Regions from separate parts of the Mus musculus genome. Here regions 1, 2 and 4 are each linked to region 3. A link is a loop called in an ENCODE intact Hi-C map of the cell type or tissue named here. Cell type or tissue: heart. All regions are shown on one strand. Region 1 has its middle 19 kb from the start of Gm40252. Region 2 has its middle 5.1 kb from the start of Gm40255. Region 3 has its middle 11 kb from the start of Gjb5. Region 4 overlaps Csmd2 (CUB and Sushi multiple domains 2).

Region 1 (8,000 bases), 67 kb before region 3:
TTAGTGCCCGTTAAGAGGCACTTTGTAAGGCAAAGACACACCTGGAGAATCGTAATTCTAGAAAGATCTGAAGTGGCTCTATGCCTGGGGTCTGAACACACAGGGAAAGGGGTTTACGGCTATACAGTGAGTGCTGACCTCAGGCCCACTTTTTCAGTTTGCTATCACAATCCTCATTCTGCAAAGGCAGAGGAAGTGGTCACCAACTGTCACTCAGCGCTGACCACTGCAGCCCAAGGCTAAGGGCTCTGCCTGGAGCCCCACACATGGCTGCATTCACTTTTCCAGCTCAACTATGCTTTGTTGTCATTTCATCTTGGACAATAATGACCGCTGATAGTCGGTCTTGTTTGCCAATCAGGCTTGGGGTAAGAAGTGTCTTGGGGACTGGAGAGGTTGCTCAATAGATAAAAATTGGATCATGTTAGGGTTTTACTGCTATGAACAGACACCATGACCAAGGCAATTATTATAAGGACAACATTTAATAAGGGCTGCCTTACAGCTTCAGAGGTTCAGTCCATTATCATCAAGGCATGAGAATGGAAATGTCCAGGCAGGCTTGGTGCTGGAGAAACTGAGAGTTCTACATCCTCATCTGAAGGCCATTAGAAGACTGGTTCCCACATGCTTAGAAAGAGGATTCAAACCTTCACAATGACATACTTCCTCCAACAAGGCCACACCTACTCCAACAAGACCACACCCTTTAATAGTGCCACTCCCTGGGCCAAGCATAGTCAAACCACTTTATCATGCAAGCCCAAAGACCTGAATCTGAACCTCCAGCACCCATGTTAAAAAGCTGGATGTAGTGGTACATGATTGTAATCCCGTCCCTGGGGAGGCAGAGACAAGCGGATCCCTGGGGTGCACTGGACGGAGAGCCTAGACTAACTGCTGAGCCCAAGGTCCCAGAGAGACACCGTGCTCCAGAAAATAAGGGTGGCTCCGGAGGAACAATAAATACTTGAGGTTGTTCTCTGGCCTCCACATACAAGTACATGAATGCATAGGCTCAGATACACTCCTACCCACCAATGCACATGTACATATACAGCTACACATATGCACAGGGGAAAGAAAGAGAGGAAGAAAGAGAGAGAGAGAGAGAGAGAGAGAGAGGGAGGGAGGGAGGGAGGGAGGGAGGGAGGAAGGAAGGAAGGAAGGAAGGAAGGAAGGAAGGAAGGAAGAAAGAAAGAAAGAAAGAAAGAAAGAAAGAAAGAAAGAAAGAAAGAGAGAGAGAGAGAAAGAGAGAGAGAGAGAAAGGCAGGAAGAAAGGAAAGGAGGGAGGAAGGGAGGAAGAGAAGCACCAAGGCAGGCAAGCAGGCTGGATCAGTCTAGGTGAGATATTCCCGTGTGTCTGTTTGTAGAAGTGTTTCCATAGAAAATTGCCTCATACAGAAAGATGAACCCCAAATGCGGGCAGCATCTTTCAACAGGCTGGAAGCATGGGGGTGGGGAGCAAGTGAAGCTGCCAGGAGGCAGCACCAGACTCTACATTCTTCATCCTTTCAAAACAGACCCCACGCCAGGGTCTCTCCAGGAAATCCCTAGGCTTTCAGTGCTACATTGGAACCGCTGGGGGGAATCTCTGAAATAGGGCAGAAATACGAAGCCCGTTTTGAACCATATGCAAAGAGGCTAAAATAGGCAAACATTCACAAAGCCCTTCCCTGGATCAGGAAATTGGTTTTTAGCTTTGATGGCAAGCCATTGCTGGATGACCCAGTTATTTATAGTTACCTCCAATGAATCTGCTATTTAAGTAAACATTTTTAATTTTTTTTAAAAAAGATTCATTTAATGTATAGGAGTACACCACAGCTGTCTCCAGACACACCAGAATAGGGCATCAGATCCCATTATAGATGGTTGAGCCATTGCTGGGAATTGAACTCAGGACCCCTGGAAGAGCAGCCAGTGCTCTCAACATCTGAGCCATCTCTCCGGCCCTGATATAGACATTTTTATTGGTTCTGTTGCTCTAGAGAGCCCTGCCTAAGACTCTGAGGCTTCGTGGGGTTTATGTATACAAAGCTACATGGGGGAGGGAGGCTGCAGAGTTAAGATTTGACCCCCCTCTACACCATCCCATCCACGTATATCCGTGTTCTGCCTGATTGATGGTACAGCCCAGTCATTTTGCTTCTTGGGCATTTTCCAGGTGGATCTGCTGTATAATTAATGTGCTGATGTGTGCTTTCTAGAACTCAGTACTTGTTCTTGTGGGTTTAAATCATCGCCGGCGTTTATGGTTATTGTGGCTTTATGGGCTGCTGGTGGGGTATTTGTGATTAGATGATGGTTCCCTGGAGGGGTCCTGCCTGTCTTCAAGCACAGCTTACCTCCTAGGAACAACCACCACAGGTATGTGTGGCCTGAAGAAAGGGGAGACTCGGGAAACCTGGGTTTGGAACAACAGATGTGTTGTGAGAGGTGGTACTGACGACTGGTCTGACTGGATTGAGGAAACACTTCAGAGATCAGTGACGCTCACCTGGGAGCCTCTGTGAGGGAGAGGCCAGAGAGGATTAGCTGAGGAGGGAGCACTTGCTCTGAATGGGAGCAGCCATCCTGTAGGCTGACCGCCCAGATAAATCAAGGGGAGGGGCTGGAGAGATGGTTCAGCTGTTAAAGGCACTGGCTGCTCTTTCAGAGACCCCCAGTTCAATTCCCAGAACCCACATGGTGGCTCACAACTGCCTGTAACCCCCAGTCTCAGGGGGTCATCACCCTCTTCTACCCTCCAAAGGTATTACATGAATGTGATGCACATACATACATACATACATACATACATACATATATACATACATACGTACATACATACTAGCAAAACACCCCATTAGCATAGGCCTTCCTGTCCCTGCCCCCTGAGTGAGCAGTCTCCTCTCAAATCCCACAGCCTTGATCCTCTACCTCACCACAGGCCCAGAATCAACCTCAGAAACAACGACCTAAAATGTGTAACTCCTCCTCGAAGCTATTTGCTTGGGCACTTTGGTCTCACACACACACACACACACACACACACACACACACACACAGCCAGACAGGACAGGCTAAGGTGTAAGGTACAAGCAAGGGGCGTTTTCCCAGCAGGAAGTGCAAGAACCAGGCCTGTGACTTCAGTCTTGGTGGAGTAGAACCCAGGAGCCATCCCTTGGGTGGTGGACTTACCAAGGATAAAACACACCCATACCGAGCTTAAGCCTGGCCGGTGGGTGCCACTGGCCTCACTCTGCCCAGAGTGTTTTCTATCTTGCCCTCAACCCTTCTTTACCCACGAACCCCTCCTCTGTGATCTCTACAGGTCCACACCAGTCCACATTAGCCAAGGCAGCCCAGGTCATTCACCAGCTGTGGGCCCGTGCCTCCATTTCCTCTGTGCCTCGGTCTCTTCATCTCTGAAATGGGGCAGAAGTAGGATGCACCCTTTGGCTGTACCTGAAAGAGTTAAAGTATGCAAACATCTCCAGTGATCTTAGAAGGGCCCTTGGAAAGCCAGGTGGGCGTGGTGGTGCACACCTTTGATCCCAGCACACGGATTTCTGAGTTTGAGGCCAGCCTGGTCTACAGAGTGAGTTCCAGGACATCCAGGGCTATACAGAGAAACCCTGTCTGGGGGGGGGGGGGGGGGGCGGAGGGGGAGGCCCTTGGTTGCAAGCAGGCATGCGCAGCCTGGTTCTGTTCCTCAGATCAGGCAGCCTAAATGACCGCTAATAGAAATTCTCAGACTCTCTCCCTCAACTCCTTATCCAATGTTTAGACTCTGAGGAGAAGCCTTAAGCCTCTCTCTCTCTCTCTCTCTCTCTCTCTCTCTCTCTCTCTCTCTCCCCTCCCCCTTCTCTCTCCCACTCCTCTGTCCCCTCCACTCTCCTCCCTCTTTCCCTTCCTCTTCCCCTCTCTCCCCCTCCCACCCCTTTCCCTGTGGTCCTCTTGCTAGAGAACACCATTCATGTGCATGCAGGGCTTTGCCTCTGCCCGTTCTGGACTGCAGTCTGTACCTCTGTGGGAACTCCTGAAGACCCTGTGCTCACAACAACTTCCTATCTAACCACGGGGCATCTCAGAATCCAGGCATGCAGTGCCTGGATATCTCTAATATCATTGATCAAAACCTTGGCAGGTCCGTTGACTAAAGGAAAGAAAGCACCTGTCCCCACACAGCCTTCCTGGGTCACTGCTGGTTAACTATTCCCTCCCCATCTCTAGGTGAAGAGTTGCAGAGGACTCCAAGCTACACCCTTCGCCACTCTCCAGCATCTAGGTCTCCAGTCAGAGTGGTTGCCAAGGGAACCACAGGTACCATGCTCTCTTCATCTCCTGAGTCAAGGCCTTGTCCACACTGAAAACAATACCGGCCCCAGAGCATTCTAACAATTTCTAACTTGTTTAAACTCTGGTCACACTCACTTCTTCCACACAGGGATCGGCTTTCCTCCAGGGTGGTTTATGCTTGCTCTTTGCCTGAGACGTTCACGTCCGTGGTCCTTCTGAGATTTTGTTATGGCATCGATTTGGTTAAGTGACCCCTACTGGGATGGAGATGGCACCGTAGGAGACAGTTAACTCCTTTGATAGTTTGATAGTGGCATCAGAAGGATAAGGGAAAGGCTCGGGCTCAATTTAAAAAAAAAAAAAGCCATTCTGAATCTGGAGAAGGTCTAGTCAGTAAAGTCCTTGCCACAAAAGATAAGGACCAGAATTCACCCAAGAACCCATGCAAAAAACTATGCCGGGTGCTGTGCAGCTGCAATCCCAGCGACAGCCAGAAGGGGGATCCTCGAGCGTCTCATCCAGCAAGCCTCCCTATTGGCTAAGTTCCAACCCAGTGAGAGACTGTCACAAACAAAAGGTGGAAGACAGCTGGGAAGAGATGCTTGAGTTTGCCCTCTGACCTCCCCACACATGTGTACACACGTGCATTCACCAGTTATAACACATATGACGACAAACAAAGCCACTCTACGGAGCTGGGGGGGGGGGGGGGGGTGGCGGGACGGGCGGGCAGGGCAGCGGAGAGTGCGACTAGCAGGAAGAAGATACTGCACATCAGAGGAGATGTCCCTGATCTCGGTCATGCTTTCAGACGCTGGGATTTTGGGGCCTGCCAATCTGCCTCCCACAACCCTCTTCAGTGGGTACTGTCCACAGTGAGCTGGCTTCCCAGGTGGGAAGAGAAACCCCATCACAAGAAGTAGCTGCCTTCCTCAAGTTTCCACCTGAGGAGTCTCATTAACGCCTCAGCAGGGCTTTCAAAGAGCCGCCATGCGTTCCTTCTGGGTTTTCCCAACTTCCTGTACCCAGTTTTCTCCATGTATCTTCCTCATTTGCTATCCATCTTGTTTATGGAGACGGGGTCTCTGACTAAGCTTGAAGCTTGCCAGTCTCTTCCTCCCCGGTGTTAGGGAGCCCATGAGCTTCTGAGGATTCTTCTCTGTCCACCTCCCCTATCTCCACAGGAGCATCGAGATCACCAGCGTGTGCTACTGTAGCCAGCTTTTACATGGTTCTGAGGTCCTGAAATCATGTTCTCACTCTTGTGTGGCAAGGACTCTGTTCACTTAGCAATCTGTCCAGCCCACGTTTGGCATTTTCATGTGAGTTCTAGGGGCTGGACTTTGGTCCTTACACCCATGTGGCAAGCACAGTATTAACCAAGTTGTTCCACCAACCTTCAGGGTGCTGTTACTATGTACTTAGCACAAACAGAGCTAAGCCCCCTTTGTACAATATGACTGCAAAACAGGACTGTAGGTAGATAAGAGATGGACTCCAAGACAAACGCTGCCTATGTGGTGGTGGTGGTGGTGATGATGATGATGATGGTGACGACAACGACGACGACGATATATTGTCATTAACAGCTCTTTGGGGGCAAACCTGATACAACAGAAAACACATATTGGAAATGTCCCGTTTCACATGTTTGGATATGTGTGTATATCCTTGAAATTATCACCCAGTCAAAACCAACGCTCTGTCCCCACCGAAAGTTCTTGTATCCTCTGTAATCCCGCCCCCGCCCCCATATCATCCTGTGCCCTAGCTTTCAGTCCCAAGACACCACTCATGTGTCTTGTATTGGATTGTATTTTCTAGAGATTTCTTTAAGTAAGATCACACAGTGTGTACACCTTCAGGTTTGGCTTCTTGCCCTCTGACCTTCCCTGGTTTTTCGGAGATTCATCCACATGGTTGCATATAGTCCATTCAACTTAGTGTTCCAGGCAAGGTTGCCCCTACTTGTCTGTCCCTTCACCTGCTGATGAACATGTAACTTGTTTCCACTTTGGGGATGTTACAAATGAAGGTTCTGGGCGGGGACTCTGGCAGGTGTTTGCACTGGCAAGTGTTAGGAGGTGAGTTTGGATTCCTGGAACCCCTAGAGGCAGCCTGCCTCAAGACACCTACACATGTATGGGCAGATGGGACTGGGAGACCAGAGACTCCCTGGAAGCTGGAAGGCCAGCTCTTGGGCGTCCACAACAGCAACCAACAAGAGGCCCTACCTCACACGCTGTGGAAGTTGAAGACTAACAAAGGAGGCTGTCCTCTGACCTTCACATAAGCACTGTGGCACATGCATGTATACACACACACACACACACACACACACACTTCCCAAGGCGAATATCTAAATGTGACACAGCAGATCCTATGATAGCTACACATTTAAAGTTTTTTTAGCGACTGCCAAGCTGCCTTCCAAAGCCCCATTTCATGCCCACAGACCCTGTATTGGTACCACCTCCCCTCCCCCGCCCCCTGACAGCACATAGTGTTTTGCTGCTAGTCATTCGGATGGGACCAGTGGGTTAGTAGCAGCGCTCCACTGTGGCTAGCCTTTGCATATTCCGGTGACTGCTGAGGTCAAGCATCCTGCTGCTTGCCTGTCATCCAGATACCTTCTGCGGGAAGTGTCAGTTCAAATCTCAGCTGTGTAGCTTGCCAGCTGGAAAACTTCAGGCAAGCAGCTCTACCTCTCCACCCTGTAAAACAGAAGACCCTGACAGCATCCACTGCAGAGGAGACTCCCTAGTAGAAGCTTTACAATGCCACTTAGCCTCCTCCTTAAAAAGTCTTATTTCATGGGTGCACACACGCCACAGCACATATCCGGAGGCCAGAGGACAACTCTGAGAAGTCTCTTCTCTCTCCTCCCACCCTGGTGCGGGGTTGCTGGTCATTGGGCTTGCACCGCAAACACTTGGTCCACTGAGCCATCTCTTCACTGGTCCTTGCCTCTTCTCTCGGTGTGTGCATGCTCATAAGAGTGCAGACTCACGGGATTCAACTCTTCTTCCAGATGGAGAGGTAAAAGATAGATAATACTCTGTGTGTGTGTGTGTGTGTGTCTGTGTGTCTGTGTCTGTGTGTATGTGTGTGTGTGTGTATGTGTGTATGTGTCTGTGTGTGTGTGTGTGTGTGTGTGTGTGTGTGTGTGTAAACCATTAAGTGGATATTGGATGTCTTCCTCAGCTATGCTCATCTTAGCTTTTGAGACAGAGTCTCTCACTGAACCTTGGCAGGAGGCTCCCCTATTCAGCTTGACTAACCGGCCACCAAGACCCAAGGATCTTCTTGCCTCCATCTCCCTAGAGCTGAGGTTACACGTGCAAAGCCACACCCGACTTTTTACATAAGTCCCAGGGACCAAACGCAGGCTTGCATAGTAAGTCCTTTGTTGACAGAGCCATCTTCCAATCTCCAGGGACTGCTTTTGACAGGCTGTCTCTTGGGCCCTTTTAAACCACTGCCAAAAGGTACTTGGTATAGTTTTGGGGACTTTTCTTTTTGCTATAAATTCCAGCCTGCCTCCCAGGTAAGGGCTGTCTATACAAGGCAGACAGAGGCTGTGGGAGGGAAATCCATTGAGCTCCCTCAGAAGCCGACTGAATCTCTGAGTCCGCTGACTTCTGCGGGCCACGTCCCTGCCCTCAGAGGGAGGGACAGATGAATCCATCACCCTTCAACCCTAGTCAACCTCAAGG
Region 2 (8,000 bases), 240 kb before region 3:
TGGCCTGGATGTTCAGGTTGCCTCCTGTCCACTCGGCTTTGCTCCCTTCTCATGTTACCTGAGGACTAGGTGCTCTGGGTAGGGAGGTCGAGATCCGAGTCGGGGGAGGGGTGACAAACAGGAGCGAAAGCAGAATATTATTTTCCAGAAGAGTTTGTTTGTCAGGAAATAACAACCCCCATCTCTGCTTCTTTACAAACTCTTACATCCCTAAATACACAAAACATGATCATTTTCTCCCAGCAAACCAAGTCATACATAATGTATTTTATTGGCACCTTGAATAAAGATGTGGCAGACATGAATCTCAAATGTGCTGATGAAAAGCTGTGAGGAGTACTCACAATGGGTAAGCGGGGAGCAAGAGAGCACCTGGCTGATCTCGCCAGAGCTGGAAGAGATGCTACAAGGGAAACTGCACCCTATGGCCCCAGGAAGCTGTGCAGATGCCGCTGAGCCCCTGTGAGCGCATTTGCAGAAGAGGAGGAACCACTGGGGTTGGTGGCCAGTGATGCAGAAAGGGCAAAATTTACAAAAGAATTTAAAACTGGATTCTTCAAATGGTTAGTGAAAAGGTTTCTGAACACTTCTGAAAGGAAGAAAAGAGCTTGTGGATTTATGGAAGCCAGAGCTCTATAATATGAGGAGGAAGGGGAGGACAGGGAGGAAGAGGAGGAGGAGTCAGACATCATGGTGCATGCCTATAATCCTAGCACTGAAGAGGTTGAGGCAGGATGATAATGGGGATTTTGAGGCCAGTCTGGGCTATGAAGTGAATTCCAAACCAACCTGAGATCTGTAGCAAGACCCAAACCAAACAAGCAAAGGATGACAGACTCAGTTTGAGGAGGCTCTGTCTATCTAGGTTTGGGACAAATAAAGTGTAACGAAGGATAATGGTGAGTAGGTGGACAGATATCATGATGTGTTACTACAATTCCAGCACTCAGAAGGGACACACAGGAAGATAGAGTTTGAGACTATCTTTGACTGCATGGAGAGAACCTGTCTATAAAGAAATTAAAACAGGGTTGGAGAGAGGACTCCGCGGTTAGGAGCACTGACTGCTCTTCCAGAGGTCCTGAGTTCAAATCCTAGCAACCACATGGTGGCTCACAACCATCTGTCATGGGATCTGATGCCCTCTTCTGGTGTGTCTGAAGACAGCTACAGTGTACTCATCGTGTGTGTGTGTGTGTGTGTGTGTGTGTGTGTGTGTGTGTGTGTGTGTGTGTGCATGTGTGTGTGTGTGTGTGTATGTGTGTGTGTGTGTGCGTATGTGTGTGTGCATGTGTGTGTGTATGTGTGTGTGTGTGTATGTGTGTGTGTGTGTGTGTATGTGTGTGTGTGTGTGTAATCTTTAAAAAATAATAAAACAAAACAACAATAAAACTCCGCATGGATGCTGACCTAGAAGTGGAAGACTTTGAATGCATGAAGATCTGTCGTGTGAAGAAGAATGTCATACCTATCCGTGACAGAGTGTTGAAGATAAGTGATACTGCAGCCTATCAGACCTTATCCTTCACTCTTGGGTGTGCTAAGAGGCATGTGGCTTTAACAGTAAGACCAATGTTCTTGGTTCCTGGTTCCTTTCTATCCTACCAAGCAGGATCATGACACATGAAACTCATTTCCTAGCTTTCCAGGATCAACAAACCAGCAGAAAGCGGTACTCTGTGGCTTCCCATATAACTGCACTGTTATTGCTATCCCCTGTAATATCAGCATCCACTCTTGATCTCTTCCAGCTCAACATCATTATGAAGATGCCTGGAGAAGGTGGATTGATTTTCCAATAATAAGCATTTGAGGCCAGGCAGGGAATGTGCTGGGATGGTTTTTAAAAGGAGGCGAATCTCACATGATGAAATCGAAGGCTATCGATGTTAGCCTGGATACTTTATGCACTTGGACAACGAGAAAAGCCTGTGAGAGATGGGTTTACACAGCCTTGGAAGGCTCTGCAGCCTGGCCCTGGGATGTCTTCCTGCCACGTACGGTAAAGACTTGATTCTCTGCTTGGTGCCATTGGGAGGTGGTGGAAACTTTAGGATGTGGTGCCTGGGGCTGGAAAGAGGACTTAGTGAGTAAGAATATTTGCTGATTTTTTTTTTTTGGAATTAACATCAAGTATAATTAGGCCCAGAACATCCCACAACATCTGGGTATCCAAATATTCACATGAAACATTAACAATCGAGGGCAAATCATTTATATGCTACTTTCTCTATTTTATCTGAACATACTTGATTATTTCTAAAGTACAAAAATAAATAACTTGTTTGTTAAAGATATATGAAAACCAATAAACAAGAAACCAAATCAGAACTAGTAGAATATGGTGAGGTATAGTATCCAGTTTCCAGGCTTGCATCATCTGTTGGATGTTCTGAAGAAAGCTTCTTTACAGTTGTTTCTAGGAGCATAGCATTAAAAACTCTGGACCTTGCTCTTTGAGTAACAGAAACACCACTCCTAAATCCATACTCCCCTCTTAGTCAGATTCAAAGACATGCTAACTCCTTTCCAGAGGCTCTAAAGAAATTTGTGCATTCTATGTAATGATGTGTGCACAGGTGATGCTGTTCTTAGTGGCCTCAGCCCCACTTCTTGCTCTTCTGTAGACACATCTTTTGGGGTAGTTGTGAGTTGTCCAACTTGGAAACTGTCATCTATCTGTGTCATGCACAAGAATGCCACAAAAAACAAATGTCCTTTGGACAAGGAAAGGGAATGCTTGCTGATCTTATAGAGAACCAGAATTCAGTACCCACAGCAAGAGGCTCACAACTACCTGAAACTCCAGCTCCAGTATCGGCTTCTGCAGATACTCTACACATGTACACATATGCAAAGTCGTATATAGGTAAATAAAATAACTTTTTTTTTAAAAGGTGGTGCCAAGTAGTAAATTTAAGTCATTCAAATTATAACTTCAAAGTCTCTCTCTGCCTCTCTCTCTCTCTCCCTCCCTTCCTCCTCACCATGCATTCCTGGAGGGTGTTCTGCCTCAGCCAAAGCTGAAGAACCATTGTGCTAGCTGGACCATGAACTGGGACCTCCAAACCCATGACCCCACGCAAAGCTTCCCTCCTTGTAAGTTGGTGATCTCAGGTCTTTTGATGTCTAACAGAAAACTAACCAATACAGGAGTCAAACTTGGTCATTCTTAGTTGAAACAGGATACTGACTATAAAACACAGTATCTGTAGAACAAGGGGATTGTCCCGCTGCTGTGACCTGAGCCCACAGCACTTCCCCGATCCGATGGATGCCTGAGTAGCAGCTGAAGAAAGAAGAGCCATCTCACCTGAGTGGGGATTTACCAGGAGCTTTCCCTGTCAGCTGTGGTGGACAGAAACTAAGCAGGAATCAGTGTAGGCTGCTAGTAACAAAATAACACAGACCACAACGCTACTTTCCGGAGTTCTGGAGTCTGGAAGTCCACGATCAAGGGGAAATCAGGTTGAGTTTTTCCAGATGACTCTCTACATTAAATGGCTTCTTCTCGATACACTTGCCCTGGCATCTCTTCCTATGCTTTGAAGATGAACCACTCATCTTAGCCTATTGGGACTCAGACCAAGACTTCGCTTATTAGTGATTACCTCATCTCAGCCCGTTTCCCAAACACAGCCATACTGGAGACTGGGCTTTCAGTATGAATGTGGGTTCACGGTTCTGTTCCTATTAGGCCATTGGATGGGAGACACTTTAAGGTTTGCTCTGTTGTACTCTGAAGAGAAAACAAAGACCATTTTAAAAGCAACACATGCAAGTCTGTGTCCGATGCAGGAAGTCTTTGGTTTGCTCCTTTCTTTTTGGGGTGGCTGGGTTTGAGCTCAGGGTCTTGTTCTCAGCCAAACACAATCAGCCAGTTGCATCTCTGGCCCAGAGTGAAAACACTCTACTAACAATCAATTTCCTAAGGTAGGAATGAGCTTCCTAGAGGAATGGCAAATTCCTCATCACTTGATATCACTTTAGAAGCCAGTGGCCACCATCCAGATCTGCAGCAGAGGCCATTACCACCCCAGGAAGGAACGCTAATGAAATGAAGTCCTGAGCCATCTGGTTCCATGAAGTTCGAAGATGCCTTAAGTAGTAAATGTATTTTAGCCTGAAAGGAAATTCAGAGATGTAAGACTCTTGAACAACTCAATAGTATTATACATCTCTAAATCCCGCCAAACGGAAGTTTTTCCAATTGACTCCGTGTTTCCACCTGTCCCAGGAGGCTGCCTGCTCTCCCGTAGAAGCGCTCTACTTTCTCAGCGGACACACCTTCGTCAGCATTCCTCCCTCTTACAGCTCTCTAGCCTAATCCTACGCGGCCTTGCTATAGTATCTGAAAACTGCAAGGCAGGCTGTTTTCTGCTCTGATCACCCTGTGCACAGCAGAGGCACTGGCATAGCTAATTCTAGCAGAGGCAAGTGCAGCCAGGAGCTAAGCAGATGGAGTGGATGCAGAGAGCCAGGACTTCCGAGTTCACTTGGTTCTGCTGGCCATTAACTGAGACGAGTCTCTACAGCTGTTTTCCCGAGTCCTAAATCTTCTACCAGATACCTAGTATTGCCCTAAGCAGGTGGGTGGCAAATACTGGTTTGAATCTTAAATGTTCTGCAAAGCCACGTGTTAAAGGTTTTGTCCACAAGGTGGCGCGATTGAGAAGTGGTGGAACAGAGAGGTCATTAGGGCACATTCTCAAAGGACTCTAGAACTCCAGTCTCTTCCCTGCTTTTTTTGCTTGTGAGTCAGTGGTTTAGCTCTGCCACAACTGTGATTTATTGCCTGGCTAGAGACCCAAGGCAATGACGTTAACCAATCATCCGCTGGAACCTTCAAAACTGTGAGCTCAAAAAAACCTTTTCTCTTTACAAATGGATTGATGCGGGTATTTGTTATAGTCATGGGAAACTGGCTTACTCAGAGATCAACAAAGCCATGCACTTAATGGCTCTGAACTTCCTATTGACCTGATGCACTGTGCCAAGGGTTTCTGTGGAGATGTCTTTGTACCTAGGTGGAGGCAACCTGTAAGATAGATGTGTGGCCCAATTTCATTAATGGGCTTAGTGAGTGCTTACTGTGTTCTATGAATGGTTCTAAGGACTGACATTAAACCGCTTATAAGAAATAGCGCTCCTGCTCCCAAATTTACAGCTTAGATAGGAGGCAAAAGAATTGTCCGATCCCTATCAGGTAGTGAAGGGATGGTGTGCAGAAAAGTAGAGCCTTGAGGTGATAGAAAATGGCTAATTTACGTGTGGTGAGTCTCTCTGCCATGCTGACATTCAGAGTCAAATAGCAAGGGAAGAGGAATCCTGTTACATAAGATAAGGAAGAAATCACTGTGGCCAAAGAGAACAGCCAGTGTGTGTGTGTGTGTGGGGGGGTGGGATCTGTGTAGGTGAGGCAGCAGAGCGAGACCTTCACAGGATGTGGGAAACGTGAAGGACAAGAGGGGTATTCAGTGAGGGAAGTAGGGATGGAGTGTACGTGTACAGAGCAGGATGAGAAGTCCACTCATGCCAGGGGAGGTATGGAAGAAGTGTTAAAGGAGAGGTAGATGCCACCAAGCTTTATTGCTGCAGTGAAATTCCTGCTACATTTGAATTGTCATAAATGACAAGACCTCTTTGCTTGGGGCCGGTGACACGGCTCAACATGTGGAGATGCTTTCTGCCAAGCCTGATAACCTAAGTTCGATTCTCAGGACCCACACAGTAAGAGAGAACCTGTTCCTGCAAGTTATCCTCTGACCTCCACTCCTCTACATGTGTGTGGTGGTATTACCACCTACACACACACACACACACACGTACACATATACACATACATATACATACATGTGCACACATGCACACAAGTACATGCACACAGTATGTTATCTAAAGACCTAATTTATTGAGACCGAATAGCAACCTGTTGCACAAGATTGATGAGCCGTGGAGCATTCTTGCTTCATAAAATAAGACATAATACATACATAAAAACAAAACTACTGTGTGATCTCACATGGTAAAAAAAAATCGAATTCATCGAGAAAGAGGGCAGAATGGTGGTCCTCAGACAATAGTGGGGGGAACAGCTAGAAGATATGGCTCAGTTAGATCCAGAGGGTAAACTTTGGAGAAGGGTTGCATAGCATACTGAATATAGTTAATAATAATCTATGTCATACTTAAAAATTAATAGGTAAAAATTTTAATATTTTCATCGCAAGAAATAAGGATGCACCGGCACACAGTGTACACACCCAGCAGCACATCACACTGTGGGTATAAATGTCTACTGTTTTATTCATCAGTTTTAAAACAATAATGTGATTCTGGTCACCACGAAGACCAGCCTTGGAAGCATCACACCACAAGGAGTGAGGGAGGCCTGAGCAGGAGAGAGATCTGCTGATGGAAACAGGCAAGTGTGGGAGCTCAGAACCTACCTACTAGTTAGGTTTGGGGATCAAGGAAGGACATAAGCCACACCAAGACCTGAGTCACAAGTGATGGGGGATGTGCTGTCATCTTGCTGAGATTGGGAAAAAAGAGGGAAGCTTGGAAGGATGGAGAGAGACGTCTTTCCTTGAACCACATTTGGCTGGAAGTGCATTTGCATTTCCTAGACACACATTTGGGTGTGCGAACACCTGGTGACTCAGGTGTAACTTGGCATCGGAGCCTGTGCTGAAAAGCATGGATTCAAGTCCCAGAAAAACACACATACACAGAGACACACACGAATACATACACATGAACACATAGATACATGCACACAAACACATGTGCACATAAAAATGTGCACAAATGCACACAGGCATGTACACATACACACACATACACACACACACACACACACACACACACACACACCTTGTAGTAATATAGCTAACAGGATACATGGCCAAGTGGCTAGATTGTATTATAAAGCCGCCCTCCTCAGAGCCATAACTCAATTCCGATAGTCCAACCGAAGACTGGGAGCTTTGGATCCCTGCCCTTAGAAGACTTGTTTTTGACCGTGGGGTCTCACTGCTACAAGTGTCTTCCCTCTCTCCATAAATAGTAAACAAACAGAAAAGGTTCCTAACACAACTTTGATCCTGGGGGAAAAGCAAGTATGATCAGACAGCTCAGTGGGTTTTTTTGCCTTTGCCCCCTGTCTGCAGGTAGTTTCCATGGTGATCTGTAAAAGAGGACAGTCAAAACAGAGCCCAGTGCAGAACTCAGGAGATAGCACAGAACTGGGGAAGCTGGGGCAGCTAAATTCTGTGGGGCAGAGTATACAAAATAAAAGGAGCTGTCTTCAAAGAGAGATCCAGAGATCATCAAAGATAATCTTTTTGAGGCTTTGGCTACATTCTAATCTGGAGAATCATGGAACAAGACTGTTCAAATCCATAGAAATCACTCCTAGCAAGAAATATTGTGGATAAGAGAGTGGAGAGATGCCACGCGTGGAAATGGATGTGTGATGGGGTAGGGAGAACTTAGGCATTGGGTTTGTGTGATGGGAACCATGTTAGAGCTAATGCCCGAGCATGTGCCATGAACAAGCAGAGATGCCCCGTCACTCACTGAGGTGAAAAAGAAGAGAAACCTCTGTGGCACAGAAGGAAAGGGGAGAGCTCAGATCCTCACACCCAGTCAGGCTGTAAAGAGCAGATGAGCAGAATGCCTCAGCTGGTTTGGAAGCCTTCTTTGTGAGAATAAATGAGTCTTACAGGGAATCAGTCTGGACTTGCAATAATAAGGCTTAAAAGTATTCCTTGCAAAGAATCAGTAGATTCTCCAAAAGCTTGAATTTGTATCAGGAAAAGTACAAAACTCTTTAAAGGAAAAACAGCAAAAGCTAGCACAAGACAGTAAAATGTATTATCCTATGTCCATTCAGACATATCAATAGCAGGCAGGCAAAACTTACAATCAGAGAGACAAACACAATGATTGGATAAAGACCCAGAAGTGCTAAGACACTATGGGATTAAGAGAACACT
Region 3 (8,000 bases):
TGGAATGGAAGAAGCCTGGGGAATCTTTTACCGACACCACCCAGATAATACCCAGGGTACACTGAGAGCTAAGAAGGACACCGCGCTGAACCTAGAATTAACAAGAAGGATGCCAAAGCCTGAGACACCCACAGAGAACGGAAAAGGCTGGCTGACACACCCGGGGCATTCCTAAGAGGAAAGAACCCAGTGGGTGAGACAGAAGATAGGGAAAACTGTCTGAGGCTAGGGTGGGGAGCAGGTCTGACCTCTGAGCAAAAGGCCAAAGTCCCCTCTGGGACAAAATGAAACTGGAAAGCTGGATCTTTAGCTGACCCGTCCATGGTGCCTCAGACTCCCTGACGGCCCTGCCTTGAGCTCTCAAATTTTACAAGCCTTAGCATGCTCTAGAGCAAACCATCTGTCTCCAAGCCCTACTCCCTGGTCACTCTCACTGAGTTCCTGCTAAATCTATTTCCCTCTGTTTCTGTTGCTGGCCCCTCTTCTTTGGGTCCATCCATCTCTCTGTCTCCCCCAGAGTATTTGGAAGATGCCACTCTCTCTCCTGACTCACTGACATCAACAGCGCATACCATGCGCTCTCTGTCCTTTCTCTCTCTGACGACCAGGACGGAGGGAACGACACTCCAGACACTGCACACAGAGCTGCTCCCAAACCTTCCCAACAATGACGAGCTGAACCTTTAAAGTATCTTCCCTCTCTTAAGTCATTCCTATCAAGCACGTGGTCGTAGTGACGCAGAAGCCACTAACACGGTGTGCACTGGCTCCCCTCCTTTTGTCCAGTGTGTGTGTGTGTGTGTGTGTGTGTGTGTGTGTGTGTGTGTAAATCATGCACATGAATATAAGTGTTCAAATGTCACAGTATGCCCATAAAGATTAAAGACAACCTTGGGTGTCGGCCCTTGTCTTTCACCCTGAGACAGTGTTTCTTGTTCCCCATTGTGCTCTCTAGGCTGCCCTAACCCCAGGAATCTAGGGTCCTCTTGTCTTTGTCTCCATCTCCCTGGAGGAGCTCTAGCATTACAGGTATGGCCCACTTACTTGCCTGAACATAAGTTCTGTGGATCTGAGCTAAGCCTTACACTTGTGTAGCAAGCACTTCACTCACCGAGACAACTCTCCAGCCCTAGAAATGCTCACACACACAGACATACATGCATACACATATACATAAGTGCACACATACACACACATGTACGTACACACACACACACCTGTCAGTAACTCCAACCCTGCCCCCAGCTCACACTTTAGGAATCTCCCCAGGAGTTTCTAACACAGCTCAGATTAAGGTCTCCTCCTGAATCAGTGTAGGGCAGGGACAGAAGGGTAGGGTGTGCCCTGGCTCTGGCCTGGCCTATCTGTCGCTGTGTCATTGTCTTTCTGAGTCCACACCTGTCTGAGACCACTGGTCCCAAAGCAGCGACCCTGGGTGCATTTTGCCAGCACTTTGTCTCCACTACGTGAGCCCTGGACAAAAAGCAGACAAGAGCAGAGCGGTCCAGTTAGAAGCACACTGCCACTGGCTGACTGCTGGAGCCTGGGGTTGGACTGTGGGTGGGAACTCCCTCTGCTGCCCTGGACACTTGCACTGCATTCTGGGTGCTCATGAAACTCCAAGCACTGACTCACTCCATCTGAGCTGAAGCCAACTATTAGGGTGTTTTAAATATTGTCCAGGCGATTCTGTGAAAGGCTCAACATTCCGTAAGAGCTGCCCAACCTTCTTAAGTAGGTGTGGCTGAAGAGAGCTATGAATGGGCCCCATCACAAAAGGGTAAGCTTACTTCTGGCTTCATGACTTTCATCTCTTGTAACTCAGTCCCACTGTTCTCAAGCATGAACCTTGCAGATGACATCGTGTCCCAAAGTCAGAGGATTCCAACATGCCTGCCAGCTTTCCCATGACCACTGGGAAACCCCTTTGTAGACTCAGGGGAGATAAGGAATTGACTGAATTCACATAAGTAAAAAAATGGCAGAGATGGGATTTGAACCCAGACCGTGGGGTTGGTCACAATAAACTCACCGGGCTCCCAAAGGTATTTTTGTTATTTTGCCACCAGGGCAGTTTCTTCCTGTTAATCTCCTCACCATGCACCATGCACCATGCACCATGCACCATGCACCATGCACCACCCCATCCCACTGCCCCATGAAAACATTCCACTCCTCCAGGCTGCACCCACAGAGCTAAGATTTGAACCCAGATCCATGAAGGTGCAGGTCTGCCTTCTTCTTCCTCTCTGGGTGTGCACTGTGCAACAAATGCCTACTTAACCAACTTGCACGTATAAAAAGTGGCATTTGCTTTCTGATTGAGCCTCTGCCAGTGGCCGTGTGTGTGTGTCTGTGTGTGTCTGTGTGTCTGTGTCTGTGTATATCTGTGTGTGTGTCTGTGTGTCTATGTGTCTGTGTGTGTCTATGTGTGTCTCTGTGTGTGTGTCTATGTGTGTCTGTGTGTGTGTCTGTGTGTATCTGTGTGTGTCTGTGGGTACATGCTATACAAGTGCACCTGTGTGATGTGTGCATGTGGAGGCCAGAGACCAATGTTGTGTGTCTTCCTAAATCATTCTCCCCTTCTTGTTTTTGTTGTTATTGTTAATTGGGTTTTTATTTTATTTGTATGAGTGTTCTGCCTGCATGGAATTTTATGCACCATGTACATGCAATTCCCACAGAGGCCATCAGGGGGCATCAGATCCTCTGGAACTGGAATTGCCGAAGGTTGTGAGCAACCATGTGAGTAATGGGGGCTGTCCTCTGTTAGGGCAGCCAGTGCTCTGAACCACTATCTCTCTGTCTCTGTCACCTTGGTCTTTAAGGCAGGATCTCTCACTGGACCTGGAGCTTGCCAACTGTGCTATACTGGTTAGCCAGCGACACCCCCACACACACACACCCAGGACCTTCCTACCTCCCCTTTCCCCAGCACTGAGATGCTCACTGCCATATCCAGTGTAGTCACATAGATGCTCGGTATCTGCTCCCGGGTCCTCAGGCTTACATACCAAGTACTGGACTAACATCTGCCTGCCCAGCCCACAGTGCCTGCTGTGTTTTATAGTCAGAGCCTCTACAGTAGCTCAGCTACCGGACAAGACCCTCTCCAACCCTTCACCCACAGGGGCCTCAGCCCCACCCAAGACTGAATCAGAGATTCCTAGGGTCAGAGGACCCTGCAATCTAAGTTACAACCGTCCTGGAGGAGAAGCCTGTGCCACAGGCAGTCTGGACCCCTAGGGCTCAAAATGTCTTTGAAGCCTCATCCTCCTCCTTAACAGTCAGGCCGACTTTGCATTCTATGCCATGTTGTGTCAGGGTTGGTTTCAATATAAAAATAATGCCTATTGATTGCATTTTGACAAGGAACATGTATTACTTTTGTAATGTAAAATATTCAATTAATAAGTGAATATGGAGCTTCTAATTCCTTACCATCAAGTAAAATTGATGATCGAGAGAAATGCTAGTTTTTGGAGTGGGCCTTTATTAATTCCCAACACATAGGCGTCCCCAGGGGAATCCATAACTCATCCTGTCTCTCTTTCTCTCCACCAACAAATATTTTTTAAAGCATCTACTGTGTCCCAGACATGGAGGAGAGAGCCTAAGAGTACAGAGATGAGCGGAACAAACACACTGCCTGCCTTCAGGGAGCTTAGGGTCTGTTCTGTGGGGCCGGGTGTTAGCGTGCACACACAGACACAGGGAAACCACAATGTCAGGTGTGATGAATGTACTGAAGACAAAGCAAAGGGCACTTTGAGTAAGAGTAATGGGGGCATTAAGACTGTTTCCAAGAAAGTGACATTTAAATGGAGACATGAAGATGAGAAAAAGCTAGCCAGGTAAAAAGTAAGCAGGCAGCCATGCACCGGACCCAGGACCATAAACGTGGGAGGGAGGGGAGCAGCCGCTGCCCAGGCTCAAGCCCTTCCTGAGGCTGGGCTGTGGGAATCCCCATCTGCAGCAGTCTTGGAGGCAGGAAACAGGAATGAACTCACTCCCCGAGCTCTGAGAGGCAGCCAGGTAGCCCTGCTAGCCCCAGACCGACTTCAGTCTCTGGGCACAAAACCACCTGTGATCAGGCAATCAAGTTCCAGGCCACAGAAGCCCCTGGAAGGACCTGACGCCAGGTGGGATAGTGGGGGATTAGGGCTGGCAGGCAGCAGGTATGGGGCTGGTGAAGTCCCCTCTGAGGAGGGAAAGCAGAGAGCTGTTGTCAGGGCTAGTCTAAACCAGTCCTCTAGTGCTGTATCTCACCTAGAGTCTGGCAACAGTGCCTTGAAGAACCCACCCATGGGGGACCATCCTGTGTGTGCAGGCTGCCCTCCCAGCCTGAAGATTGAGCCTGGGGTTGAATTGGGCACATTTTGAGCTGCAGCTGTGGGGCTCTCAGACCCTGTTCTGATTCCCAACTGGCGTCCTTCCTGGCAAGCTGGGGACCATTCCTTTCTGCCTGCTGCCATACCATGAGGGGACTCCAGGCTTTGAACCCCAGCGCTTCTCGGCTAGTCTTGTGTCCCGAATCCTCTGCCACCAGCCATGCCATCTTCTTTCCCGTGTCTGGCATATCCGCCCATGTGCTCTCTGGGTGTCTCCTGTCTCTCTGTGAGGCCTTCCTGCTATCCACCATCCAGCTAGAAGGATTCAAAAGTGCATATACAGCCGTGAATTCCCAAACGTCTGACCTGGGGCCACTCCCTAGCTGGCAGGAAAGACAGCTGGTAACCTAACAGAGCAAGCCAGGAGCGTTGACAGCAAGGAGACAACCTGCGGTCAAGCCTGGGGCTCTGCTGCCACCCAGAGGCCGATCCAGGCAAGGCAGGCAGGTAAACTTGGGACCCAGCCCATCTCCCCGGAATCATCCCCTAGCACCCTGGCAGGTCAGCAAGAGACAATCAAGGGAGATATCAAAAGCAACAGCCTCAGTGGGCAGTGACAGCGTGACAGGACTCCTTGTGGGCCCTGAGTACACTGTCATTAGTCACCTGGCATGACTGGAAATTGACCTCTTCCTAAATCTGGCTCCCCCATTTAACCCCTCGAGCCAGAGCCCCTGCTCACAATATAGCACAGCCGGCCTCAGCAGGTCTCTCGTGCTTGCCAATCAGCCTCCTCTTCTGGAAGGACCGTCTTCTAAGTCCCTAGGTACTGGAACTAGTTGTATATGACCTTAGCCTCTTCAACTACTCCCTCCTCTGCCAGGGTGACCCTGGTTCCCTTGGGCCACCAAGGGCTTTATCGAGAGACTCATGGGTGTGAGGGTCACACTAGATCCTGAGGCTATGGTGGCGGTGAACACAGGCAGACGAGGTCCTCTTGTGGAGCTGACCTTGTACACAGGGAGACAGACAAGGAACAAGGCAGTTCCAGACAGCCATGAAGAGGGTGATGTCAGAGGGAATGGGGGTGGAGGTGACAATGGGGTCAGGATTAACTAGGCTGGGAAAAAAACCTCTGGTGTGCTGGTAATGACGGCTTTAAAATAAAATATATTATTTGAAATGTGTGTGTGTGTGTGTGTGTGTGTGTGTGTGTCTGTGTGTGTGTGTGTCTGTGTGTGTGTGTGTGTGTCTGTGTCTGTGTGTGTCTGTGTCCCTGTGGGAGGAAATGTGTTTGGGGCTTATAACCCAAAGCATATGACAATGATGGTATGCTGACTGTGGACTTCCAAGAAGGGACAAGACCAGCACAGTAAAGGGATTTCTTCCCCCTTTTCTCGTCCTCTTTCCCTCCCTCTCCTTGTGAGGCAGAATCTTTGGCCCAAGCTGACCTCAAATTCAATATGTATCTAAGGTCGGCCCTGAATTTCTGGTGTACTTCTCAAGCTCTGGGATTACATTCATGAACCACCCAATCTGTGGGGTGCTGGGACTCGAACCCAGGACTTTCGGCATGCTAGGCAAGTGCTCCGTCAACTGCCCTACAGCCCCAGGGATTGCTCACAAGCTCTCCCCCACTCACCCCTCACTTACTCAGAAGAAGCCAGCATCAATTCTACAGACACCCTGGTAGCCCCATGGAGACACTGGATGGCCGGCCTTGTGCTATGTTAGCAAGCCACTTTGGAGGGAGCTCTCCAGCACCCACACACACACACACACACACACACACACACACACACACACACACACACGCCCTCAGCAGACTACAAGCCATCATTCCTCAGAAGCCACAAGAGAGATTTCAGGCCAAATCCTCTAGGCCACACTACTCAGGATCCACCCAAGACAGGCAAGGGACACAGGACATGGAGCCCACCCTATCTTCACAACTCATGAAAATGTTCTCACTTATTTTTAAGTTAGAGGAAAGGAATCTGAGCCCGACTGATTAATATATTTATATTTATCTATAATGTATTTGGATTTATATCAACAGACCACAGAAATGTGACTTTTTATACTCAATTCAGAGGTAAGGTCAAAGCTACCTAAGTCCTATCTGTCACAGTGTGTGCCTGTCCTGACCTCTGTTCCAGGGCCATTAGCAGCCACTCTTCAGGAGGCAGGCTGGGAGCAGGGGCCACAGAGGCCACCACTGCAGGAGAAGCTAACCCTGACCCAAAGAAGACAGGGAAAGAAGGGATGGATACGGACAAAATGGAGCTGTGAGGAGATGCCCTGGGGTCCTGGAGAGAGAGGGTGGGGGCCCAGGTCTAGGAGACTGGAATTCCTGCTACATCTATGATAAGCCTCCTAGGAAAAACAAGCTTTAGAAGTTTGTCCTGGTTATCAGAGAAGCTCCACCCAAAATATACTGTGTGACCTTGAGGGAGTTACCTAAGGTCTCTGATCGTGACTCCTCCTCCTCCATGAAATCAAAAATGTTCTTACTTATTTTTAAGTTAGAGGAAAGGAATCTGAGCCGGACTGATTAATATATTTATATTTATCTATAATGTATTTGGATTTATATCAACAGACCACAGAAATGTGACTTTTTATACGCAATTCAGAGGTAAATCATATGGATGTAAATCAAAACTACATGTGCATTACATTAGAGGTATGTGGGTACAAGCCTGACTGCTGTGTGACTCCAGGAAGGTGACTTAGCCTCTCTGGCCTTCAATTTACTTGCTCTTTCCCTCCATCTCTGCTTTAGCCTATGGTGTTCTAGCTCCTTCTGCCAGGCAGCCTTTACCTGTATCTGATTTCTCTCTGAGCCTCTCACAGCCTCGGCCCTCCCCACCCCCACCCCAAACCCCTTGGAGTCCCATTAATTTTGAGATGCTGTCTGTGTGGATTGCCTTCTGGCCCAGTCCTGGGGCTCTGGGAGCTGTGTAATTATCCTCTTGGAGCCAAGGGGAGGTGATAAGCAGGCTTCGGAGGCTCCAGCCCTCCCTGCCTGGCTGCCTTCTACTTCAGGCCGCTCCCTAGGGAAGCTGATTGTGGAAGGCCTCTGAATAAGGGAGGGGCTCGTTAATTTCTGGAAAGTAAGAGAGATGGGATGCAGGGGTCCCCCTCCAACCTCCCTAAAATACAGAGGCCATAGGTAAACTAGGATGCCTTGTTTATCACAGGCTTCTGAGCCAGCCACTGTCTCCGACTAGGAGCCTCGAACTGCACTCCAAACCTGCTTAGCTAGCCTCTCCACACGCCCTTTGTGCCTCCAAGCCTGAATACACCTCCCCCCTTACCACCCTCCTCTCTACTGCCTCTCAAACCCCACCTCCTGAAGCAGCAGGCTCCCAGGCCACCAAGTCCCCAGGGCATCCTTAATGACTGCCTAGCGTTCTGCACCTGGATCCCGCAGATGACCAGGAAGAGAACCCCTCCTGGGCAGGCCAAACCCAGCAAACCTATTATTATCTCCCCCTCCCTCTTCCCCCTCCCCACTCCAGTTCCTCCTGCTTGAAGGTGACCCTTGCTAGCTGTCAACACCAAACTGCCTCTTCCCCTCCTGCCCCACCACAGCCCAAGCTGGGTCACAAGAGGGAATGTCCTCTTCTGCCTGCCTGTGATGGGGCTCAGTCCTATCAATAAAAC
Region 4 (8,000 bases), 1.2 Mb before region 3:
GAGTTTTGTTCCCAGTAACCAGGTCAGGTGGTTCACAACCACTAACAACTCCAGCTCCAAGGAGTCCAGTGTCCTCTTCTAGCCTCTACAGGTACCAGCTCTTATTCACCTGAGCATGTATGCACACACACACACACACACACACACACACACACACATTTATAAAAATGTTTTAAAAGCCATTGAAATGACAGTGCACAGATCAGTAAGTATTGAACTGTCAGACACAGGTGCTTAGAAAGCTCTTGGTGGCTTCTCAAAAATACAGGTCATGAAAATGTGTCAAGATCCAATACCATTTAAAAGAACTTGAACATATATCATTACAACTATGGTTATGTTTGGGAAATTTAATTTTCATATTTTTTAATAGAGTACAACCCCCCCTCTGTGTGTGTGTGTGTGTGTATGTGTGTGCACATGCACATATGCATGCCTACCTTCAGGTATGTGTGTGTGGAAGCCAGAGGACAATCTCAGCTGTCATTCTTCAGTACTCTCCACATTATTTTTTGAGACAGGGTCTCTCTTTGGCCTAGAGCTTGCCAAGTATATTAAACTGGCTGGCCAGAAAGCCTAGGGGTTCTGTCTGTCTGTCTGTCTGTCTGTCTCTGCCTCCCAGTACTAGAATTACAAGTGTATGTTGCCACACTCAACCTTTTGTTAAAAAATAGCTTCTGGGGGATGGGGTGCCAGGCTTTTGAAGCAACTGCTGACTGGGTCATCTTCCCAGCTACTGTCCACTGCTTTGCTGACTGGGTCATCGCCCCAGCTACTGTCCACTGCTTTGCTGACTGGGTCATCTCCCCAGCTACTGTCCACTGCTTTGCTGACTGGGTCATCTTCCCAGCTACTGTCCACTGCTTTGCTGACTGGGTCATCTTCCCAGCTACTGTCCATTTCTGTTGTTTGTTTTTCTGCAATAAGCATAATTCACTGTTGTTGTTTTTTGTGTGCTGGGGACGGTGCCCAGAATGTCATCCACACTATGCGTGCACTTCACTACTGAGCTACACCCTCAGCCTTCATGATATACAGGCAAGGCGGATCTTTGTTTCAGGAGGAAAAGCAAAATTGAGTCCAGACATTCAGAGGCTGTGACCTGGCACATGTCCCCCTGGTGGGTGAGAATGCTGGGGTGTTGACCACAAGCAAAGTCGTCCTCCCCCCCCCCCCGCTTTTTGTATTTTTTCTGACCTACTGATTCTAAGCACGGTGGAAATTCCCAAAGGGAAGCAGAATTTCTCAGGTGTGTAGATTGTTTCTGAGGGATAGCAGGAGGAAGAAAACTGGTAAACCTGACTGTTGTGTGCAGCATAAGGATGGAGTGAACTTTCCAGAGCCCACTCATGGGTGCACCTAGCATCTTCAGCCCGCTTCTCTGGAAACCCAGGAAACATGAGGCCTGGAATGGACTGGAGCTCATCAGAACACAACTGGTCCAGGCAGATAATGGATAGTCTCTCCACAGAAAGCAACCAGACATCTTTCCATGAAGAGAGACATGTGTCTGGCATATGCCTCACTCTGATACTGATCCCTTCAGGTCTGGGGACACTGCTATTATGTCTGACTTCATTTCCGACCACCATGACTTCCTCAGTGTCTAAATTCAGGCCTCCATTAAAATATTCTCAATGTCTTCCTTTAAATTTCCCTCCCACTCTCATGGCGTCTTGAGAAATAGCTCTGCTTCAGGGAGAAAGCTGATGATTCTATGCTTTCCATAGAGAGCGCTGGTATATGCGCGTGTGAGTGCGCATGCGCGAGGGGGGAAACTGCGTGCTGTCATGGAGGACGGTGCCGAGGGCCCTTGGGAGTCACTCACGGAAGCACTGAGGCAGCTCTCCGGTCCAGGATCCGTTTCCCTCGCAGGTGAGCACGGCAGGCAGGGAGAGCTGGTATCCCTCCAGGCAGGCATAGCTCACGCTAGAGCCCCACGTGAAGTCAGACCCCACCACTTTCCCATTCGGGATGAGCTGAGGAGGTTTGCACATGATAGCTGTGGGGAGACCAGAGGAGGCTGAGTTCTGAGGCTGCCCTGAGGAAACAAGCCCCGTTACTACTGTCACCAGTACCACCAGCTACCATGCAGCAGCTGGAGTCTGGGCCAAGCAGGACTGGAATGAATCTGAGGCAGTTCCAATCTTTTATTTTGCGGGATCTGTCTCATGTATAACATTTCTGTTCTCCCATCACACAGCCCTTGAGGATGCTTGAGGGTCAGATCTTTCCTCAGGACCTTCCAACTTCCTGACAATCTGAGCAGGACCAGCCTTAACCATGCGCACTCCTGCTGGGATGCCAACCCCCCTCCCCCATGTTCAAGGCTGATGCCTACATGTGTCTCTTCTTTGCCCCCCTACCCGCATCCTCAGCCTCCAGACGTACCTTTGCAAACCGGCTTGGTACCGTTCCAGGTCCGGTCCTTGGTGCAGCTCAGCACAGACACTCTGTGTGATTCCATCACATAGCCGGGGACACACTGGTATGTCACAGTCTTGTTGTACCTGAAGTCATTGCCCAGCCGGATGCCATTGGCTGGAATCCCAGGGTCACCACAGTTTATAACTAGGGTAAGAAAGACACAATGCTTGTCACTCCTAGCCCAGGCCTTGTCTCCTCAGCATCTCAATCTACAGGTCCACTGTTCATGCCTATACCATGCATGCCATCTAATTACACGATGGCCTCCCTTCTTGTTCAAACCCACTCCTCTGAGAGGAAGGACCACAGGACTTTATTTCCTAAAGTAGGCAAGGTCCTGGGCAAGGAGTGTTTCTAGACTGAAGAACATATGATGTGTTTGTTAATGGATCAAAATGATAGCTTGTCCTGGGATGCAACATCTCCTATGACAGTCTTTCTGAGAGGCTTTTTTTTTTTCAGACCCAGAAGCAGGGTCTTAAGACCTATGCGATAATTAAGTCCCGTTTATGAGACACGGTACGACTGGTGATCTATGTATGAACTTAATGTAGGATTTCAGATGGAGTCTGAGCTCACAGAGTTGACTCTGAAAGGAAGAAATCTCAGAGTTACTCAGTCCATCTCTTCCCTCTGTCTGGGTACCACAATATCTGGCTTTCTGAGGAAAAGGGTCTGGGGCACCCTGAGAGGGGCAACAAAGAAGAGCTAGGCAGATGCAATGCTCAGAAGCTGGGTTGGGGTGGAGATGTGTCTGAGTGAGATAGGGAAAGATGTGAAGATGGCGGGTGGTGTCAGCTTCAAAGTGGACAGAGTATGACAGAACCTTGACCCTGAAAGGAAAGAGAAAGGGGGTGAACCAGAGCCTGGATGATGGCTTGTGTATTGTATCAGCCCCTGTGAACCTCAGCTGTCATGTATAAACAGTGGGGCTCACAGCTACTGTGTCCCTGCTCACACCATCCTGGTGCATGCCCGCATGCGCATCTTGCACTAGGCTCACCCTTTTTATAAACTATGATCCTCAGAGAGTAAGTCTGCACAGATACGTCATAGGGCTGTGGTGAGATTCTGGCGGTGTGTACATGGGAGGGGAAGCACTTAGCTCCATGGTTGCTGTACAGGAGAATACGCTCAACGTACAGAGGCATTCGAACGGTTCCACTGTAATCATTTTCTCCAGACTCCCACTGACAGCTTACTCGGCAGGGAGGGGCTGGGTGGTCTGAGCTGCCATTTGCAACAGAGCCCAGGGGGCTTGGCTCTTACCTGTGCACTCAGGGTCACTGCCTGTCCAGGTGCCATTGACAGAGCAGTGTCGGCTGAGCAGGCCCGTGGCATAGTAGCCTTCACGACACTCATAGACAACGGAACTGGAGAACACCAGGCCATCGCTGAACACCACTCGGGCATTGCTTGGAGTTCCGGGGTTCCCACATGAGATCACTGGAAAGGCAGAAGAGTGTGTTAGCCCCCAGAACCCAAACTGCCGAGCTGAAGAACCATAGAACCCTAAAGATGGGGGCACATCTTATGCTGCTGTTTTATTGTCTCATTCATAGGAAGGGACAGACCTGTCTGAGATTTTCTTGTAAAATTATTTTATTTGTACATGTGTGTACGTGTTTCTGTGTGCATGCATGCCTGTGTATGTGTGAGCCTGTGTGTGGAGGCAAAGGGTTGGTATCAGGGCTCTTCCTCCATCACTCTGCACCTTAGTTTTTGGAGACAGGGTTTCTCACTGAATCATCCATTTGGCTAGGCTGGCCGGCCAATGAGATGCAAGGATTTGCCTGCCTCTGCTTCCTCCTTCCTCCAGCCCTGAGGTTGTAACAGAAGTCACCATGCCTGTGGTAGTGGTTTGAATATGCTTGGCCCAGGGAGTGGCACTATTAGGAGGTGTGGCCTTGTTGGAGGAAGTGTGTCACTGTGGGGGTGGGCTTTGAGGCTCTCCTCCTAGCTGCCTGGAAGCCAGTAGTCTTCTCCTGTTTGCCTTAAGAACAAGATGTAGAACTCTCAGCTCCTCCTGCACCATGCCTGCCTGGACACTGCCATGCTCCCGTCTTGATGATACTGGACTGAACCTCTGAACCTGTAAGCCAGCCCCAGTTAAATATTGTCCTTTATTAGATTTGCCTTGGTCATGATGTCTCTCCACTGCAATGGAAACCTTGACCAAGACACCTGCTTTTATACACGTGCCGAGGAACTGAATTCAGGTCCTGGGGCTTGCCTGGCAGGCACCTTACAGAATGAGCCACCTTCCCAGCCCTGATTCTAACTGCACATTCCTCAATCTGTGATAATATTTATGTCAGGCTCCTTCTAACACTCTTCCAGGATGCTGCTAATGGGACTCTGGATCTGGGTACTCTCTTATTTTTAAGTTTTATTTATTTCTAATTGAAAGTGAAGTTATTTTTGCACAATATGTTTTTTTTAAAGTCATCTTTAAAAAATTTTTTTTTAATTTTATGTATGAATGCTTTGCTGTGTATACACCTGCATGCCAGAAGAGGGCGCCAGATCCCTTTATAGAGGGTCATGAGCCACCATGTGGTTGCTGGGAATTGAACTCAGGACTTCTGGAAGAACAGCCAACGCTCTTAAGAGCTGAGCCATCTCAGCAGCCCCATATAATGTATTCTGATCACAGTTTCTTTTCTCTCTTCTCCTCCTAGATCTTTCCTGACACCATCACAATCCCCACCCCCACCCTACCCCCTCTGTCTGGTTGATCTGTTTGTTTCTCTGGTCTTTGGCTTTCACTGAAAAGGGAGTTTAAGGCAGGAGAGGAAGGAGCTAGAATCTGCGACTGAGCCACCACAGCCCCAGCCCTCTGCAGCAGATAACGGCTTAGCATGTGATATAGTTCATGAAGAGAGGCTGGCACAATACTAGACTCCCCACCCCTATTTTTTTAAGAATAAGAATAGCAAGTTTGTGTCCTAGCATTCTTCAAAGGCGAGTTTATGTAGGTAGGAACCTTTGAACTCCTGGACTTTGAATGCATTTAGCGTGTTAGCAGCCACTGCTCTTATTCTTCCTGTTGACACTGAAGTTGCCACACTTGGCTGAGGGGAGCCTCTTCGGTATGGCAGTTTCCTTCACACTATCCCATTTACCTTTAGTGGGTTTCTTGCTGGGGAGGTGGAATACTTCAGGTTTATCTTGCTAGTCACCAACCCAGCTCTGTAACCATTGCTCCAAAGAACCTGGCTTCTCTAAGAGTCGTCACTGCAGCTGAGCAGCCGTGGATTCTAGATGGTTGGGCTGTGTAGACAACGTTTCGAATGGAAAATACCTGTGCCAAGAGCACATAGTGACACTGCCAGTCCCACTTGGGGCTTAAGAGTTTTCATGTAAGATGAAGTTTTTAAGAACTCTCTCTCCGTGTGTATATGGCATATGTGCCCATGTGTGTGCACACAGATGTATGTGTCCCTTGCATACCTGCAGAGGCCAGAGGACACTGTTGGGGGTCCTGCTCTATCATTCTCTGCCTTATTTCTTTGCTCCTCACTGAACCTGGAGCTAGGCCAGCAAGCCATAGCAGTCTTCCTTTCTCTGCCCCTTGAGACACTGGAGTTATAGGCAGATGGCTACACCCTTCTATACTTTTAAAATTGCGAGTGTGGGGAGATTTGAACTCAGCTCTTTATACTTGTGCCACAAGCCAACTCATTGGCTCCTACTTCTTTATTTGTATGTGCTGAAAAATCTTGGCTCTTGATGACAGTAAATAATTACTTATCTGCTTTATCTATGTTATGTTTTATATGGAATGGCTTTTGAATAATAATACCCACATTGTTTCTGTCGGGAGCCAGGCAGGCTCGGGCTTTTCCTGAGGCTCTGATGTGCAGAGAAGGACCACAGTTCCCTGTATAAAGCCGGGACATGCTGGGCATGGGCAGAAATGGCCTGGGCCAGAACCTGGAGGAGCTGTGACTTCATCCTGAGAATGCAGCTCTCCTCTCTAAGGGGCTATGGTTAACAGTCTCAAGGTCACTGACCGCTCCTCTGTGATGCACGTGAGATACCCTGTGTTCCCTCTGTGCATATTGCTTGATTAGCTTCCATTGAAAGCTGTATTTAAGATGCTATACTTCTTACTAAACTTGCTTGATATAACACACAGCTTGACATAAGACGTAAAGCCTCCTGACCCCAAAATGCCTATTTTATTTATTTTCTGACCCCCTGGTCTTTCCTCTCAGGGACCTGTCACTGAAGAATGACGCGGTGATCCAAGTCAGTTTCTGATACCCTGATGGCTGAAAATAGTTTGAGGATTCTTTGTGGTTCTCTTTGTCTTTAGGATATAAAACCCTGGTCAAATCCCACTTGGCCAGATAGTTGAAATAATTCTCTGAATTACGAATTCACCAAGCGGATATGTAGTTAGGGTCACTCGTGCCCCGCCAGGATTTTTACATAGATGGTGTATAATTCTAATAGCTGATTTGATTTTGTAATGATGAACAAACGGCATGTCTGCAGCCCCAGAGTAAAGTCTACGTGTAATTTTTGTATTGCTAGCACAGCAGACAGGCCATGCGTTTCCTTCATCCAGTGAATCTTTGTGCTGTCAAGGAGCTTGAGACGCAGTGAATAAGTTATGTTCCCTGCACTTCAGGAGCTCACGTCTGTTCTTTTTGGGGGTGCTGCTGCTGTGTGTGTGTACAAGGCAGGCATGCGAATGAGCAGGTGTCTACACCCAAGTACGTGCGCGCAGAGGCTGGAAGAGGATGCCGGCTGTCTGTCACTTTCCACCTCGGTCTCTGCGTTGAGACAGGGTCTCTCCGTTGAGACAGGGTCTCTCTCTGAACTTGCTGTTTTGGTGCCGCTTGATGAGCGCCTCAGGCTCTCAAGATCCACCTTTCTCCATTCCCAATGCTGGGGTTACAGGACTCAAAGCCATGCCAGGCTTTTTATATGGGTGCTGGGGGTTTGACCTCATGCATTCATGCTCGGAGAGCATGTATTCTTACCCACTGAGCTACCCGCCCCTGGGGTCTCAAGTCTGTCCTTAAGAAATCCACACATTAAACACGAATTCAAATAATAGCCTAAGTGTAACAGTTAAAGGAGGAAAGTACCAAGATCGGAGCAGTTGGGGATGGGGCGGGGCCTAAAATGGGAATTTGAGGACAGCCTCCATGGTGACACCCCCAACATTCACTTCCAGCCCAAACCCTTGTCAAATTTCTGACCAGACCCCTGTTGATGTGGCTGACCCCACCCTAGGATCTGAATGTCATCAAAAGAGCTTTGGCCCATTGGGTGTTTAAGAAAACACTAAATTCTCCCCTGCAAGGCACTTTCCTGGCATCCCACGCCTCTCTTGATATAACTAAAAAGAGTCTACAGAATCCAAATAACACCTCAAGAACGGAGACCTGGACACTGCACCTAATCTTCAGGAACATTCCATCGGGGTCTCCAGCACCTGCTGTCTGATGCCTCTTCTTTTTTCAGCTTACACGTCTTGGGCCCAGTTCTCTGGTGACTTTTGGTCTGATCCTACCATATGTGGATTCTACCATCTTTTCCCTGTCTCTCACTCTACC

What was found. Hi-C counts contacts between places; a loop is a spot of excess contacts. Peaks named below come from ENCODE experiments on the same cell type or tissue, not always from the same donor. Only the 100,000 strongest peaks of a DNase experiment are listed, where the experiment ranks them.
Region 1: a loop joins it to region 3, with 8 times the contacts of the local background. A loop is called at or near these places in 10 of 42 quality-filtered maps.
Region 2: it touches region 3 in a loop (18-fold over the local background); 18 of 42 quality-filtered maps call a loop at or near these places.
Region 4: a loop joins it to region 3, with 6 times the contacts of the local background. A loop is called at or near these places in 18 of 42 quality-filtered maps.

The regions. Positions count from the first base shown.
Region 1 is chr4:127,432,072-127,440,071 of GRCm38, reverse strand. No RefSeq gene overlaps it. Among named protein-coding and RNA genes, the nearest start is that of Gm40252, 19 kb to the right of the region's middle. In heart, a CTCF peak has its summit at 4,767 (motif pointing right); no DNase peak of the experiment used is centred here; H3K4me3 peaks cover 396 bases; H3K27ac peaks cover 270 bases.
Region 2 is chr4:127,609,622-127,617,621 of GRCm38, reverse strand. No RefSeq gene overlaps it. Among named protein-coding and RNA genes, the nearest start is that of Gm40255, 5.1 kb to the left of the region's middle. In heart, a CTCF peak has its summit at 4,653 (motif pointing right); no DNase peak of the experiment used is centred here.
Region 3 is chr4:127,365,349-127,373,348 of GRCm38, reverse strand. No RefSeq gene overlaps it. Among named protein-coding and RNA genes, the nearest start is that of Gjb5, 11 kb to the right of the region's middle. In heart, CTCF peaks have their summits at 2,709 (motif pointing right) and 4,816 (motif pointing left); a DNase peak (open chromatin) is centred at 1,568; H3K27ac peaks cover 2,118 bases; H3K27me3 peaks cover 1,037 bases.
Region 4 is chr4:128,540,543-128,548,542 of GRCm38, reverse strand. It overlaps Csmd2 (CUB and Sushi multiple domains 2), which reads right to left. Exons shown (of 71, transcript NM_001281955.1): 58 at 3,697-3,873; 59 at 2,392-2,571; 60 at 1,829-2,002. Among named protein-coding and RNA genes, the nearest start is that of Gm33656, 12 kb to the right of the region's middle. In heart, a CTCF peak has its summit at 4,942 (motif pointing right); no DNase peak of the experiment used is centred here; H3K27me3 peaks cover 387 bases.